Linked DNA regions of Homo sapiens: region 1 is linked to region 2. A link is a loop called in an ENCODE intact Hi-C map of the cell type or tissue named here. Cell type or tissue: mammary epithelial cell. All regions are shown on one strand.

The links. Peaks named below come from ENCODE experiments on the same cell type or tissue, not always from the same donor. Only the 100,000 strongest peaks of a DNase experiment are listed, where the experiment ranks them.
Region 1: it touches region 2 in a loop (14-fold over the local background); 31 of 110 quality-filtered maps call a loop at or near these places.

What each region holds. Positions count from the first base shown.
Region 1 is chr3:131,014,404-131,022,403 of GRCh38, reverse strand. ASTE1 (asteroid structure-specific endonuclease 1) reads left to right here. Exons shown (of 6, transcript NM_014065.4): 4 at 3,688-3,898; 5 at 6,065-6,260. It also overlaps a transcript of ATP2C1 not described here. Among named protein-coding and RNA genes, the nearest start is that of ASTE1, 8.4 kb to the left of the region's middle. RefSeq lists a silencer at 2,064-2,173. In mammary epithelial cell, no CTCF peak of the experiment used is centred here; no DNase peak of the experiment used is centred here.
Region 2 is chr3:130,756,641-130,764,640 of GRCh38, reverse strand. All of the region lies in intron 2 of LOC107986023 (a long non-coding RNA gene), which reads left to right. Among named protein-coding and RNA genes, the nearest start is that of PIK3R4, 14 kb to the right of the region's middle. In mammary epithelial cell, a CTCF peak has its summit at 4,727 (motif pointing left); DNase peaks (open chromatin) are centred at 2,690, 3,460 and 4,710; H3K27ac peaks cover 1,119 bases.

The DNA.
Region 1 (8,000 bases), 260 kb before region 2:
GCTATGATTGTGCTCCCTGTTGAGCAAAACCCTGTCTCTAAAAATATATATACACTAAACCCACTGAATTGTATGCTTTAAAAGGATGACTTTTATGACATATGAATTATACCTCAGTTAGATAAAGGAGAAGAAAAGGTTTCAGTAGCTTAAAAGCCCCGTTCCCTATAGGATCCAGTCTTTCTTATAATAATTCCATAAACATAGCTAGGTCCCTGCAAGGGACATCCTACTTACAAGACACTGCACTCAGGGAAGCCCCAAGATATGGTGTCCCCATCAGGTGTTTATAGTTCATTTATATATAGTTTAAGCTTAGATGCAATTTTATAAGTCATTTTTATAATGCTTGGTAACACAACTGACAATCTACCTTTAGCACATTTCCAGGGGTACAAAACTAGAAAGTGGAGCGTAAGTCAGTCTCAAACAAGGGATTTATTAAAACTTTACCCACACCAATAAAATTCAAACTAGCTACATTATTAATGTTTTGCTGAAATTACATTTCTACTCAAGCATAAATGGTGCTGTTGGGGAGTTTTTTAAAAAAAATGTAATGGCTTTACTGAGAAATAAGTAGTGTACAGTAAAGTGCACATAAAGTGTGTACTTTGATGAGTTTTGAGATGTCTACATCTGTGAAGTCATCCTACAATTAAAATAATCAATGTATCCATAACCCCTAAAGTTTCATCTTGTTCCTTTGCAATTCATGCTTCCTTGAGTATAAACACAGTAAAGTGCCCAAATAATCGTACAGCATGATAAATTTTTGCAAGGTCTATACATCCATGCAAAGAAGATCCAGATGAATCATTATCGCCACCCTAGAAGCTTCTCCTAGTGTCTGGTTCCAGTCACTCGCTCTGCAACTCTCTATAATCACTCTCCTGTTTAACAACACAATAGTTTTAACTGAATTATTACTTTAGAAATGAATTCTTTCATCTGGCTTTTATTCCACATGAGATTCATTCACATTGCTGTGAGTAGTTGATCATTCATTTCTCATTGCTGTAACATTTTTCTATTTTGGTATATTACCATTATACACTTAAGAACATTTTTTTTCATTACACAGCTTATGAGCATTTGGGTTCTTTCCAATCTTCCATTTCCATGTGTTCATTAGCCATGTGATACTCTATTATATGAAGTTTCTGTACAGTTTTTTGCTCATTTTTATCATATACGGGTCCTTTGTCAAATAACATATTGTGAATAGTCTCTCCCATTGTTTATTCACTCTTTAGTATGTTTTGATGAACAGAAGTTCTTAATATACTCTAATTTAAATTTTTATTATTTATGGTTACCACTTTTGTGAACTGCTTAGGAAACTGCCTACTCCACGGTCATGAAAATGTTTTTTTGCTGTTCACATTTAGATCTATAATGTATCTAGAATTGGTTTTTTGTGGGTGCGTATGGTGTGAAATAGGGATCAGGATACCTTTTCCCCCCACATGGAAATCCAACTGAATCCATGAGTATAGCAGGCTGCTTATATTCCTTGCTAAGTAGAGATGACTTAAGTGTTCTCATCATTTACCTGGATTCAAAATAGAGTGAAATTTTAGTTCATTCTCTGCGCTCTGCTATCACCCAGCTTTCTCTTGGCATAAACTTATCAATTCTGAATTTAGCTCAGTGCTAATGGTTCTAATTAGCCCCTGAAAATTATAAATGTACCAGGTGCTCATGTGATTCCAAACACAAATGCAAGTACAAGTATAGAAACCTTGTGATAGTACCTATTCATTTTGTTTTTTAGATCTTGTAATACATTATCTGCTTTGGCCAGCTGTTGTTAATAAAAACTTTATAGTCTCTCATTTAATTCCCACAATAACCACATGGGATAGGGTTTCATTTTGGTTATGTTAGTTGCAATGGACAGAGCACCATTCAAGTTAACCAATGGGAGGTTAATCATAAGGAGACACAAAAGTGGATCATTCTTAAGGAGTAAGGCAGCCAAGACCAGTCTCTCTCTGGGCATCTCTGCCTCTCGGGGCAGCTGCTTCTGCAGGCTTGTGCTTTCGCTCCCCCTGGGGAAGAGGGAAAGTAGTTGTCACATGGGATAAAACCTAACTAACGTTAAGGGCTGTGAGTTGAGTACTTCCCCTTTTGGAAGGGACTGTGGACTGGTGGGTTTGATGAAACATCTTATACAAGTCATTATAATGACCATTTTACAGATAAGTCAGACAGACTGTAGAAAAGGTCAGAAACCTTTCGACCAAAGCCATAGGGTTAGTGCAGAGCGGAACATCTCTGAAGTCAAAGCCCAGACTGCTTTGTTTATGAAAAGTTGTAACTTGGCTCTATAATTCAGTAATTTAAATATATATCAGAAAAGAGTTGGTGTATTTTCTTAGCTCTACTTAGTGCATTTTAAAAACCAGTTTAAGAGTTTAGTTTCCACTTTACTTAAAATTTAAGTAGTTAAAACTACTTCCAGTAGGGGTAATTGGTTATACTATAAAGTTCTTTGCATATTTCTAATTTTAAAATTTGTATCACAATATTATTAAAAGCAGTATTTAGAAATAATCGTACTATTTAAAGTTTTCATGCATTAATGATAAAACTATTTTGTCATTTATGATGTGTTTTGTTTCAGGTTAATATCTTTAGTCTCAGCTGTCAACCACTCTTTCTACTAACTAGATGTTACATGCTGAGAAATGTTATTACCATCTCAACTTTCCAGAAAGCAGAAAATCTTTTTCTGGCTGTGTGCAGACACTAGGAATACAACTTTTCTTTTTCTTAAAGTTTGATTATAAAGTCCCCCAGAAGATGACCTTTTAATATTCCTGAGTGCATGACCTGTAAGGTCCCCATTCTGGTTCTTACAAGGTCTTGGTAATTCATTAAGGTAAAATTATTTCAACAAGAACCTCAGTGCTCTTATAGCTGTTTTACTTCTGAGCTTTTATTTGAAGTACACGCTAAACCATGAAGTAAAAGTATGGCGTGTTACTCCAAGCACAATGCAAGTAGTCCTTAAAATATTCCTATCTCCCTTGAATATACCTCTAATCTACAAGCAGCCACCCTGGGACAATCCCTGTGTGTCTTTTATGCAAAGACAATAAAGCATTCAACAGGGAAGGGACATGAGACAGGACCCAAACAAATAGAGTATATGCCACATAGGGTTCCTAAAAGCAACGTTTGTCTTCTGGAGGCAATTAGTAATGGCATCATGCTGAAGGCAAATGCCTGTTGCACAGGCACATACAGGTGGTGTTGAGTATACAGCTTTGTTTCTCAAAGTAGAATACTTGGGCTGCTAGTTAAAATGTATATTCCTCCTGGGCTCTCTCTCAGATTAGTCAATCAAAATTTATGGAGTAGGGCCTAAGGATTGAATTTTTAATGAGCTTCCCAGGTGACGTGCACTGAAGATGCTCACCAGCGTATACAAAGAGGATGGAATGACATAAGTAAAGGTGTAGGAGTAGGCAGTACACCCATTCAACCAACCATATTTATAAAGCATCTTATTAATGTTCTAAATGCTGTGAGTGTGGCTGATTTTTTTTCCCACAAGAAGATAAGTTTAACAGCTGACAGAAGTTTCAGTAGCATTAAATCTCTTCATGCTATGGTGGAAAAAAGAAATAACAGACATTTCCCAAAGTAACTTGCAGGATACTTGGTGTGTATTTTCAGCTCTCCTTGAGGAGGCGGCAGATGCTTCTGTTAGAAACCCTGAAGGTGAAACAGACCATTCTGGAGCCAATCCCTACTTCACTGAAGTTGCCCATTGCTGTCAGTTGCTACTGGTTGCAGCACACCGAGACCAAAGCAAAGCTACATCATCTACAATCCTTACTGCTCACAATGCTAGTGGGGCCCTTGATTGCCATAATCAACAGCCCTGGTAGGTAACTGGAAATTACAGGAGTATATTGTGGCATGTTGCTTGCAAACTGTTTACTCGAGTTTACACAAACAAAAAAGTATTCTTGGATTATTTACTCCCATTAATTGTATCACAACTTAGATGTGGAGGCACCAAAATATCATTCATTCATTGGTAAATATTTTTTAACACTTCATGTGCCAGGCTCAGTGCTGGAGGGCTTGAATCTTAAGTATACAGCAGTGAGATGTGTTGGGGTACTGCCAACTTCCATCTGTTTGGTGGCACCTACTCCTTTAACTTGTGAATTGTGACAGTGTATTTTGCCAGCTGCATTTTGTATTCCATGTTACCTATCCAGTTATTAGCACAGCAGCAACGTCATCACAAGAAACTTGCCCAGAAGTGAAACTTATCTAAATACCTACAACCACTACATTCTTGCTTATACATCTTTTTATTCCTTTTTCTCTGCTGTAGGTTTCAATTAGTATGTAAGTAGTGATGGCAGAAATAGTAATTTGTCCTTTTTTTTTTTTTTTTTTTTTTTTTTTGAGATGGAGTCTCACTCTGTTGCCTAGGCTGGAGTGCAGTGGTGCAATCTTGGCTCACTGCAGCCTCTGCCACCTGGGTTCCAGTGATTCTTCTGCCTCAGCCTTCCGAGTAGCTGGGATTACAGGTGCCTGTCACCGCGCCCAGCTAATTTTTGTATTTTTAGTAGAGACGGGTTTTCACCATCTTGGCCAGGCTGGTCTTGAACTCCTGACCTTGTGATCCACCCGCCTCAGCCTCCCAAAGTGCTGGGATTACAAGCATGAGCCACCGCGCCCGGCCAGTAATATCTCTTAAATACACTGAGGCAAGTTCATCTGCATATAATACCAGGTGAAGTAAATGCTGAAACACTGGGACACTTTAATACTTCAGTGGAATATCCTCTTTAAAGATTATGAATGCTCTAACACTGTATAAACATGCATAATAATTATACTCTGGAATAGTACTATCTAATATGGTGGCTACTAGCCACACATGGCCAAAGTTAAATTCCATTTAAATTAAAAATTCAGCTTTTCAGTCACACTAGCCACACTTCAAGTGTCAGGTAGTTACATATGGCTATAGGCTAGCCTACTGTATTGGACAGCACTGCAGAAAGTTCTATTAGATCGTGCTACTCTAGTTTACTATTTTAATAAGTTAGATAAAAGAATGAAACAGCATGGATTCCTGTTTCTAAAGTATTAAGGCTCAAGCTTGACAGCTGTCAGAGGGACTGTTGTTATATGACAGCCAACTTAACACAAAACAAATCAGTTAAGTCCCACTGCTGCTTTATGAACACAGGTTTAGAGTATTTCCTCTGATTGAATAATAAATACAGTATAAGAAAGCTCTCAGAGCACAAGCCTATTAAGTTTTTACCTGAGTCCAAGAGAAGGGGCATGTCAAGGGTCTGTTTCTTTTCTTTTAGGAAATGTGGACCCTGTACCCAGGCAGGCTCAGTGTCTTGCTCCTCGCTAGTTGGTAAAAGGTGGGCCTCCTTTTTATTATTTTCAAATTGGTCCAGATGTTATTTTGTGCACCCCTGCCCAAACAAATCTGTAGAAACTTACAGCTAAAAACACACAACATTCCTTATTTCCTAGGATTGTTGCTTCTTGCCCCTTATCCTCTACTATGAAAAGAAAATGATTATTTGCCAAATTCTCCAAGTCATACTTTAGCTTCCTCCTATAAAACACAGAGGTCAAAATGTGTTTTGAACACACAGGTTGTTTCTTTAACACAAATGCACCACAGCTTGGGAGTTTCGGTGAAAGAGAACAGTAAAGAGAATAATATTTAATAGTCATTTGTATTTTTCATAGACACAGATTTAGGGTTTAGAGAATTCAAATGCAGACATGTTTATGGTCAGGTAGTAGACCAGTGGAAAAGATCTTATTTCAGGGAAAAAGTAAATTCCGATGGGTTGAATAAAGTTAGGTCATCATTAAAAAGACAGTTCAGTATCAATATTTCAATTTATACAGCAAGGCATTTATGAAGCCAGAAGAGAAAAACATCTTAGTTTTTTTAAATTAATTTCTTTCTTTATAGAATTTGTAGTATATGTGGAGAAAATGAAAAGCTGTTACAGTGCTTTTAGAAATACTGCCCTTGGGCTGTTTCTTTATTTAGGTAAGGAAGAGCTGCAGGAAGATGGTGCTAAGATGTTGTATGCAGAGTTCCAAAGAGTGAAGGCGCAGACACGGCTGGGCACAAGACTGGACTTAGACACAGCTCACATCTTCTGTCAGTGGCAGTCCTGTCTCCAGATGGGGATGTATCTCAACCAGCTGCTGTCCACTCCTCTCCCAGAGCCAGACCTAACTCGGTAAGCACCATGGGAAACTTTAGTTCAGATGGAAGCACACAAAAGTAAATACAGTATTTTCACTTATATTTAAAGCAACAAAGTTACTTAAAAAAAAAAACCAAAACAAAAAAAAACTAATCTTAATGTAATTGATTTTGAGTCACTGTTACAGCTGAAGAGCTGGAAACGGGAAAAATATTAAATTATTTCCATATTCTCAAAGAATGTTTCCATGATTCAATCCAATTTTAAAAAATCAGTTCCTTTAAGTAATACATTAATATGTGGGAGAGGGGAGGCAATCATTGGTAGGATACAACTCTCTCCTTTCCTCTCAGTCTTTAAATGTCACTTTGTAGAGCCTTTTTCTGATAACCCACCCTAGTGAGACACACTGTCTACCCTCATTCACTCTAGTCCTGTTACTCTATTTTTTTTTAATTGCATTTCTTACCACTTGGCATATGGCTTACTCATTCATTCAGATATTAAATGCCTACCCTGTGCTAGGGTGTAGGGACAAAAACAGAATCTCAGCTCTAATGGAGCTTTCATTCTAAGTGAGATGATGAGTAGATGCCCAAGTGAACTTAACCTAGGATGTTTGCTTTACCAGGCAAGAAGGACAATAAGGGAGTTGAGCCTATGTGCCACAGAGTAATTATAATGTTTGTCTGTGGAGTTTAAGCTGGGTATGATAAAAAGAAGTGACAGCAGCAGTAGGGTGTGGAGCAGTGAAAAAAGTGATAGGATCAATGGATTGGACATCTTGGTAATTGACCATCCAGGAGGTACTTGAGGGAGAGATGAAGATAAAAAGGAGATAGATTGTGTTTTGTTTGTCTCTCCACTCAGATGTAAACTCTGTGGGGGGAGGGGCTTGTCTATTTTATTTGCTGTTGCAGCCCCAGTGCCTTCAATACTTTGAATGAGGATATATGGACGCATACAAAATATGGTGGGACTTTACATGTTTCAAGGTAAAAAGCCTCCTGGCAGTAAACAGTGTTGTTAATATATCTCTGGGCCTTATATCTGAGCTAACACAAATAAGACTAATTGGCCTTTGACCCCTGGATTCTTTATTTCTTTCGTTTAATAATTTAAGGCCATTCTTGACTGGATCCTCTTTAGTTACCACAAATCCTTTTAAAACAAAACAGGAAATGCAAAACAAAACAGTTCTCTTAATAATGATTTAAACAGCAGGATTGTTCTTGAATCTTAGCATAACCAAGGCTTTTTACACAGAGATGTTACACTGATTAAATGATGGTTCTACATGGATTGCTAAGGTACCAGTTTATCAGCTTTGTCCATAATAAACTTGTGGATTCCAATTAATCCCATCTTCTATTTGTGAAGTAGGTTTTTAGTCTCAGTGAATGACCTTGCAAATGATGCCAATAAATTTTCTCATATTCTAACAAACTGCCTGTTTGGTTTATCAGGGTCCTTTTAAATTCCTTTTCTTTAAAATTAAAGTGTTTGTTAAAGACACCTGCTCAGTCTGGGGCTAGCTGCAAAACCACTAAGCATGCATCACGTAATTTGTTGATGAAAAGTTTTTAAGTATCACCAGCAAAGAATCTTTGTCATACCAGCTCAGTTCCTTCCTTCAAAGAACAGATTATTCTTAAGTAATTTCGATAATATTATAGAGCAATAAGAGCTCTCATTGTTTAGATGCATTTGTTGAAGCTATGTCAATGGTAGTTATCCTGTTGCACTGAATTACTTCTTTAACAACATACTTTT
Region 2 (8,000 bases):
TTCTAGGATAAGTTTTTTCCTTCAACACTTTAAATATGTCATGCTACTCTCCTGCCCTGTGAGGTTTCCACTCAAAAGTCTGCTGCCGGCCAGGTGTGGTGGCTCATGCCTATTATCCCAGCACTTTGGGAGGCCGAGGCAGGCGGATCACGAGGTCCGGAGGTCGAGACCATCCTGGCTAACATGGTGAAACCCCGTCTCTACTAAAAATACAAAAAAATTAGTGGGGCTTGGTGGCGAGTGCCTGTAGTCCCAGCTACTCGGGAAGCTGAGGCAGGAGAATGGCGTGAACCCGGGAGGCAGAGTTTGCAGTGAGCCTAGATCATGCCGCTGCACTCTAGCCTGGGTGACAGAGTGAGACTCTGACTCAAAAAAAAAAAAAAAAAGAGTCTGCTACCAGGTGTACTGGACCTTCACTGTATGTTATTTATTTATTTTCTCTTGCTGCTTTTAGGATCTTTCCTTTATCCTTGACCTTTGGGAGTCTGATTATTAAATGTGTTGAGGTAGTCTTCCTTGAGTTAAATATGCTTGGTGTTCTCTAACCTTTTTGTATTGAATGTTGATATCTTTCTCTAGACTTGAGAAGTTCCAAGATATTATCCCTTTGAATAAACTTTCTACTCCTATCTATTTCTCTACCTACTCTTTAAGGCCAATGATTCTTGGATTTGCCCCTTTGAGGCTATTTTCTAGATCTTGTTGGTGTGCTTTATTCTTTTTTTACTCTTTTTTCTTTTGTCTCTTCTGACTGTATATTTTCAAGTAGCCTGTCTTCAAGCTCACTAATTCTACTTGATCAATGCGGCTATTAAAAGACTCTGATGCCCTTTTCAGTATGTCAAGTGTATATTTCAACTCCAGAATTTCTTCTTGATTCTTTTTAATTCAATGTTTGCTAAATTTATCTGATAGAATTCTGAATTCCTTCTCTGTGTTATCTTGAATTTCTTTGAATTCTCTGTCTGAAAGGTCACATATCTCTGTTTCTCCTGGATTTGTCCCTGGTGCCTTATTTAGTTCGTTTGGTGAGGTCATGTTTTTTTGCATGCTCTTGATGCTTGTGGATGTTCATCAGTGTCTGGGCATTGAAGAGTCCAGTATTTATTGTAGCCTTCACAGTCTGGGAATGTTTGTACCTGTCCTCCTTGGGAAGGCTTTCCAGGTGTTTGAAAGGATGTGGGTGTTGTGATCTAATCTGTATCTGAATTAGGGGTCACCCCACGCTCAGTAATATTGTAGTTCTTATAGATTGTAGAGGTATTGCCTTAGTGGTATTGGATAAAATCCAGAAGAATTCTCTGGATCACCAAGCAGAGACTTTTGTTCTCTTTCCTTACTTTCTCCCTAACAGAGTCTCCCTCTGTGTGCTAAGCCACCTGTAACTGCGGGTGGAGTGACACAAGCACCCCTGTGGCCTTCACCACTAGGACTGCACTGGGTCATATCTAAAGCCAGCACAGCACTGGATTTTGCCAAAGCCCACTGTAACTACTTGGCTACCACTTATGTTTGCTCACAGCCCTAGGGCTCTACCATTAGCAGGTGGCAAAGTCAGCCAGGCTTGTGTCCTTCCCTTCATGACAGCAAGTTCCCGCAGGCTTAGGGTGCACACAGAGATTCCATGCAGGAGCTAGGGACTAGAGTCGAAAACCTTAGAAATGTACCCAGTGTTCTATTATATTGCAGCTGAGTTGGAACTCAAACCATGAGACACAGCCTTTCCTACTCTTCCCTTCCCTTTCCATAGGCAAAGGAGCCTCACCCTGTAGCCACTACCACCACAGGCCCACTGGGAGTACTAACGGGCTACTGCTGATGTTCACTTATGGTCCAAGCACTATTCAGTCAGTTTGTGGTAAATGCTGCCAGGCCTAGGACTCACCCTTAAGGGAAATGTGCTCTCCAGTGGTCCAGGGTGGGTCCAGAAATGCCATCCAAGAGCCAAGGCCTATAATTGGGAACCCCAAGAGACTACTTGGTACTCTACCTGACTGTGGCCGAGCTGGTACCTAATGTGCAAAACTAAGCCCCCTTTAGTTTTCTTTCTGTTTTTCTCAAGCAGGAAGAGTCTCTCACCGTAGCCACTACAGTTGGGAATGTGCTGGGTCTCACCTGAATCCAGCTCATCTCAGAGTCTTACTCAAGGCCCCTGGTATACTACCTGGGTATCACTGTTGGTTATTTAGGGCTGAAGGGCTGCTTAGCTAGAAGGTGATGGATCCTGCCAGGACTGGGCCCTTCCCTTCAAGGCAGTGGGTTCCCTTCTTGCCCAGGGTGTGTCTCAACATGTTGTCTGGGAGCTAGGGCCTGGAATGGGGGCCTTATGACTCTTACCAGTGCCCTATCCTACTGTGGCTGAGCTGGCCCAATATGCACGACAAAGTCCTCTTTACTCTCCCCTCTTTTCTCCTCAAGCAGAAGGAAGGAGTCTCTTTTGGAACGTGAGCAGTGCTGCCTGAGTTTATGGGAGGAATAGCACAAGCACTCTCTTAGCCACTTCGGCTGGCTTCTTAGTAGGTGGTGTACCCCTCAAGTCCACTGGTTACGAAACCAGCTCAGCACTATTACTCTCCTAAGGGTTGCAGTCCTTGTGGCCTAGACTGTCTTTCAAGTTTATTAGGGCCCCAGAGCACTTTAGCCCGTGGTGATGAGGCTTGCTGAAACTCAAGTTCTGACCACGGGAATGGGTAATTTCCCTCTGGCTAGGGCTCATCTAGATGCTCCCTCCTTCAGCACACACTGGCTGACTTCAGCTGGGTTTTGCTTTCTGCTGTGATAGGACAGCACTGGGTTGAATGCAAAGTCTCACAGTCGCTGCTCTTTCTCTCTTGCAAGTGCACAGATTCTTTCTCTGTACCATGCAGCCACTGCCAGGGGGATGGGGGAGGAGTGGCATCGGCGATTCAAGACTGTCTTTACTACCCTCTTCAATGCCTCTTTCAGTGATATGAAGTTCAAACGTGGTACCGTGAGTGCTCGCCTGATTTTTGGTTCTTAGGAAGGTGCTTTTTGGGTGTAGATAGTTGTTAAGTTTGGTGTTCCTGTTGTGGGGGACAATCAGTGTGGAGCCTTCTATTCAGCCATCTTCCATTAGAGCTCATTTGTGATGGGCAGGTGGGTTAGGGGGACAGCTCCTCAGCTTCCTGGTCTGATGATATTTCCTAGTGGTTATCAAAAGCCTGATGTTCCAAGAATCTATCCTTGGTTTAGACACGGATTTGGGTAACTGCCACCCTTAGTTTCATAAGAATGTGTTGTCATTTACATCTGAGGTTAGAATTCAAGTAGGTACAGGAAATTCCTAACCAATTTCCTCTCTTAACTGGCCAGGTGAGGTCAAATAAATAGGGAGATGAAAAAAGTGAACAATAAGTTTATATAGTCAGAGGAAGTAGTAGTTATAGTGGAGATGTTGGTGATGATGGTGATATCGGTCATCTGGGTAACACTGATGCAGCCATGATGTAGGAATAGTAGGTGTAATCTTGACAAATGCCTGTGATGACAGTTATTGCCTGGGGCTGGCTTTTAGTTGATCTTTTTCACATGATAGGTGGGTGAGTCAGCTACTTTTAAAAGGCTAAGAACAGAGGGGACATGTATAAATCAAAATTTTATAAATTAAATATTTCCACTTTGATTCATACTATAATTTCAGAGACATTCAATCTTTATTTCTGAATGACCTTTCATTGTCAGTGATGGAGTATTTTAGCCTTAAGTTACAATGCCCTGTTGCCTCTGTAACATGTAGTTATTTTGTAAAGAAATTCCTAAATGATTACAGGAACTCATATTTAAACAATCATTTTGTAAAGAGTAATTGTCATATTTGACATATTTCTATTTTTCATCAGATGAAATTTTCTTACACTGAGAGTTCTAAGAGAAATATACTATACTATCCCAAGGCTACATAACTTGTGAGGAATAATATTTAAAAGGATTCAGAGATAACTTATTTGTATATTCCATTTTTTTTCCTTTGGGTGTTGACAGTTTATTCATTTAGGAAATGAAAAGAAATAGCAAAAATGTGATAATGATATTCTAGACATTAAAATGAGAAAAATAACATTTTGTAGCTACATGAAAATTTTTCTCTCTGGAGTTTAAAATGCTGAAGAGAATAATAGAATTATTCTCTCATCGATGAGAATAATTTCATTTACAGTCAATAAAAATATATATTCCATCACAAGCTCTCCATTGTAAATGTAAATAAGATATACTATGCAATAAATCTCTAAACAACCTACTCCAATAATTAAAATTATTTTATTTTCCTTTTTAGTATTTTTTGTCATCATCATCCTGTGATTTTTTTTGCTGAGCAATATTATATGCCTGGTTCCATGCTGGACTTTTATATATATATGATCCCTGTTAATGCTCACAACAGTCCTATGTGGTATCTGTAATTGCCTCTGGCTTTACAGATAAAGAAACTGAGACTCAAGAGATTTTAAACAACTCATCCAAGGACAGTGGTGCACAGAGGAATGACCCCAGGTCTAAGATCATGTTCTCAAATACTGCACGATATTTGACCACAAACATATGTGATTTTCAAGGAGCATCTGAAGTCATGTAAAAAAATTCCTGTAGCTGTTTTATTTATAGTAATATTATATCACAAACACTTTCCGTGTTTGCCACATAACTTCTTAATCAGACGTCCTGTGCACATTTGCTCTGAGCCTCCACTGGGGTGCACTGCCCTCTAGTGGAATTCTATTCTTCAGAAACTTTTTGCCCTCTTTCTGCCCCTAGGATAAAAAGTTGTTTTCTTGTTGCATAACTATTTATTGTTACTGCTTTATTTTAAACATGATAAAATGTTACAAGGTCTTTTATCTTGTATTCTTTAATGTAGAGAGATATGATTATTCCTATTTTGGCGGGTATGTGGAAAATAAATTGAACCCCAGAGAAATTCAGAAATGTACTTCAAGAAAGAATTCATTGTTCCTCGCGTTGAAATAAACATGGCGCCACTATTTCCTGAAGTTAACAGGATATTTAAAGCATCTCTCCTAAAATTACATTTAAAGGCTTGAGGATATGTCAAATTGTGATAGTACCAGCACTGAAAGACAAAGTAGACTCTCCTGGGATCCATAAATAACTTGGAAATATATTTAAAACACAAGAAATTCAAATAGACCAGAATTTGTTTCTGTCTGAGCTCAGGTTAATTCCTCATTTTTAAATATGTTTCTTTTTCTTTTCTTTGTTTCTTTTTTCTTTCTTTTTTTTTTTTTTTTTTGAGACACAGTCTCACTCTGTTGCCCAGGCTGGAGTACCGTGGTGTGATCTTGGCTCACTGCAACCTCTGCCTCCCAGGTTCAAAGGATTCGCCTGCCTCAGCTCCCAAGTAGTTGGGACTACAGGTGGGGGCCACCACGCCTGGCTAACTTTGTATTTTTTTATAGTAGAGATGGGGTTTCACCATGTTGCTCTGGCTGGTGTCAAACTCCTGGCCTCAAGTGATCCGCCCACCTCAGCCTCCCAAAGTGCTGGAATTACAGGCGTGAGCCACCCACGCATGGCCTAGTTTTTAATATGTTTCTAATGAATCTTTTTCACTTTGATATTGTTAAAAATCCTCACAGTATTAAAATGCATAATTGGATAGCTTTGTTTTAATTAGGAAGGACTTTGGTTAATATCGCATTGTTTTAGAGAAAGCAACAGGGATAATGTTTTTTGTTTTGCTTTGTTTTTAGTGAATTAGGCCATTATTTCTGCTACTGTTCATCAGAAAAGAAGCCCTGGGCAAAATTGCTGATGCTATCACATGGAAAAGGGCTGACATGAGTTGTAATTGCTTTGTGTGCACCCAGTGGAACATGCTGTGGAGGGGAGGGGAAAACCCTTCAGCTTCATCTTTACTAGAAAGCCAGCTCTTCAAAATTAGATGTCTTCTTGTGCTTAGTGAATGACCAATATGAAAAAGGAGAAGCAGCAAAGACAGGGTTATATAGCATGTATAACATTTAATAAAAGAGAGAATCATCCAAGACTTCCTAAGGAAATTATATTGATATCTCTGTGCTCTACATTAAAATTGTTTATTTTCTTTGAGCTTAGGTTTCAGGACAGGTAAGAGGATGGTCAAAACTAACATAAAGCAATTTTTAAGACAAATACTCTTCCAAGTAGTACACAAATAAGTTACCCACACAAGGGTAAAAAAAGACGATGGCAAAATGCCTTCAAAGTGTGGAAATGTAGGATAGGTAAAAATCATGGATTATGTATATTGATAAACTCTTTTGTTCACCGAGAATTGACATTCAGCATATTATATACGAAATGAAAATTTGCCTAGGAAATGATCTTTGCTATTTGTAGACCATGCCATATATAAATACCACATTGCAAATAAAATCTTATAGTTAGAAGACTTGTAGGAAGTTGATGTTTTCTATAGGTTCCTCCCCTTACGGTTTAATTATTCTAAATACTTGTAGAGTGTTAATATTATAAGGCAGGATTTCTCAACCTCTATTATGTTACCGATAATTCTGGTTCCTCCCCCTACAGTTTAAGTATTCTAAATACTTGTAGAGTCTTAAAATTATAAGACAGGATTTCTCAGCCTCTGTTACCGATAATTCTCTCTCTGTATGTGTGTGTGTGTGTGTGTGTGTGGGTGTGTGCGTGTGTGTGTGGGTGTGGGTGTGTGTGGGTGTGGGTGTGGGTGTGTGTGGGTGTGGGTGTGTGTGGGTGTGGGTGTGTGTGGGTGTGGGTGTGTGTGTGTTGCTTTTCTATGAATTGTAGAATGTTTAGCACCATCCCTGGCCCCTAAGGCTAGATGCCAGTAGCAAATACTACCCATCCCCCATATGACAATCAAAAATGTCTCTAGACATTGCCAATAAAATCAAAACACTTGTATATATGGCATGGCTGTTCATTCAAGAGATGAGATAATGGTATAGTATTACAGATTGTGTTTTTCAAAGATGACTGCTTCAACATATATATATATGAGATATATATGATAAATATATATAATTTCATATACATATAACATATATGTATATATATCATCTTGCTTGCTTTTCCTATAATGTGACCTTGACATGCATCAATTGAAAGGTGTGTGTGTGTGTCGGGGAGAGGGTATCTATGCTCCTTTCCCTTGAACCAGGTTGTAACTTTGTAACTGTCTCACTGAATATAAGGTCTATCACTGAAGCTAGGTTATAAAAGGCAACACGGCTTCTACCTGGATGTCTCTCTCTCTGGATGCTTGTCCTAGGAACCCATCCAGAATGTTGTGAGGAAGCCTAGGTCACAGGAAGAGATTATGTGTGAGTATTCTGGCCAACAATCCCAGCTAGGCCTCCACCACAGCCAGCACTGACCTCTAGACATATGAATAAGAGGGCCTCCAGATAATTCCAACCTCTAGTCTTTAAGGCTTCAGCTAAGGACCCAGAAATCATGGAGCAGAGGCAAGCTGTCCCTGTCTAATTCCAGATCCACAGAAATAGATGGACAATAAATTTTTTAAATTACTTTCAACTACTAAGTTTTAGAGTAATTTCTTATACAGCAATATATAGCTAAAATATATAGTTTGAATCAGATCTCAAATATGTGTGTATATATAATATGTATATAATATAGATGTAATTTTTTAAATAAGCAGAGTCTAATATTATTGATTAGGATTAAGATTGGCCAATAATACTGATTTTACCCTGTCCTTCTCCACAACATACAAGCATTCCAAAAGGAGAAAGAATCTCTGTCTTCCCGAGTTCCATTAAAAAAAAAAACTAAATGACTAAAAACAACCAGACTCATCCCATAACTACCAGGTCCTTCTCCCATACCACTACTTTATCACTAGTGCACAAAACATCATATTGATTTATGATATGGCAAGCACTGTCAAACTGAATCAATTAACATTTTAGGGCCATTTCATTCCTACAAGCAAACCACATTCAGCTGCTAGAAACACATGAACTAAAGGCCAT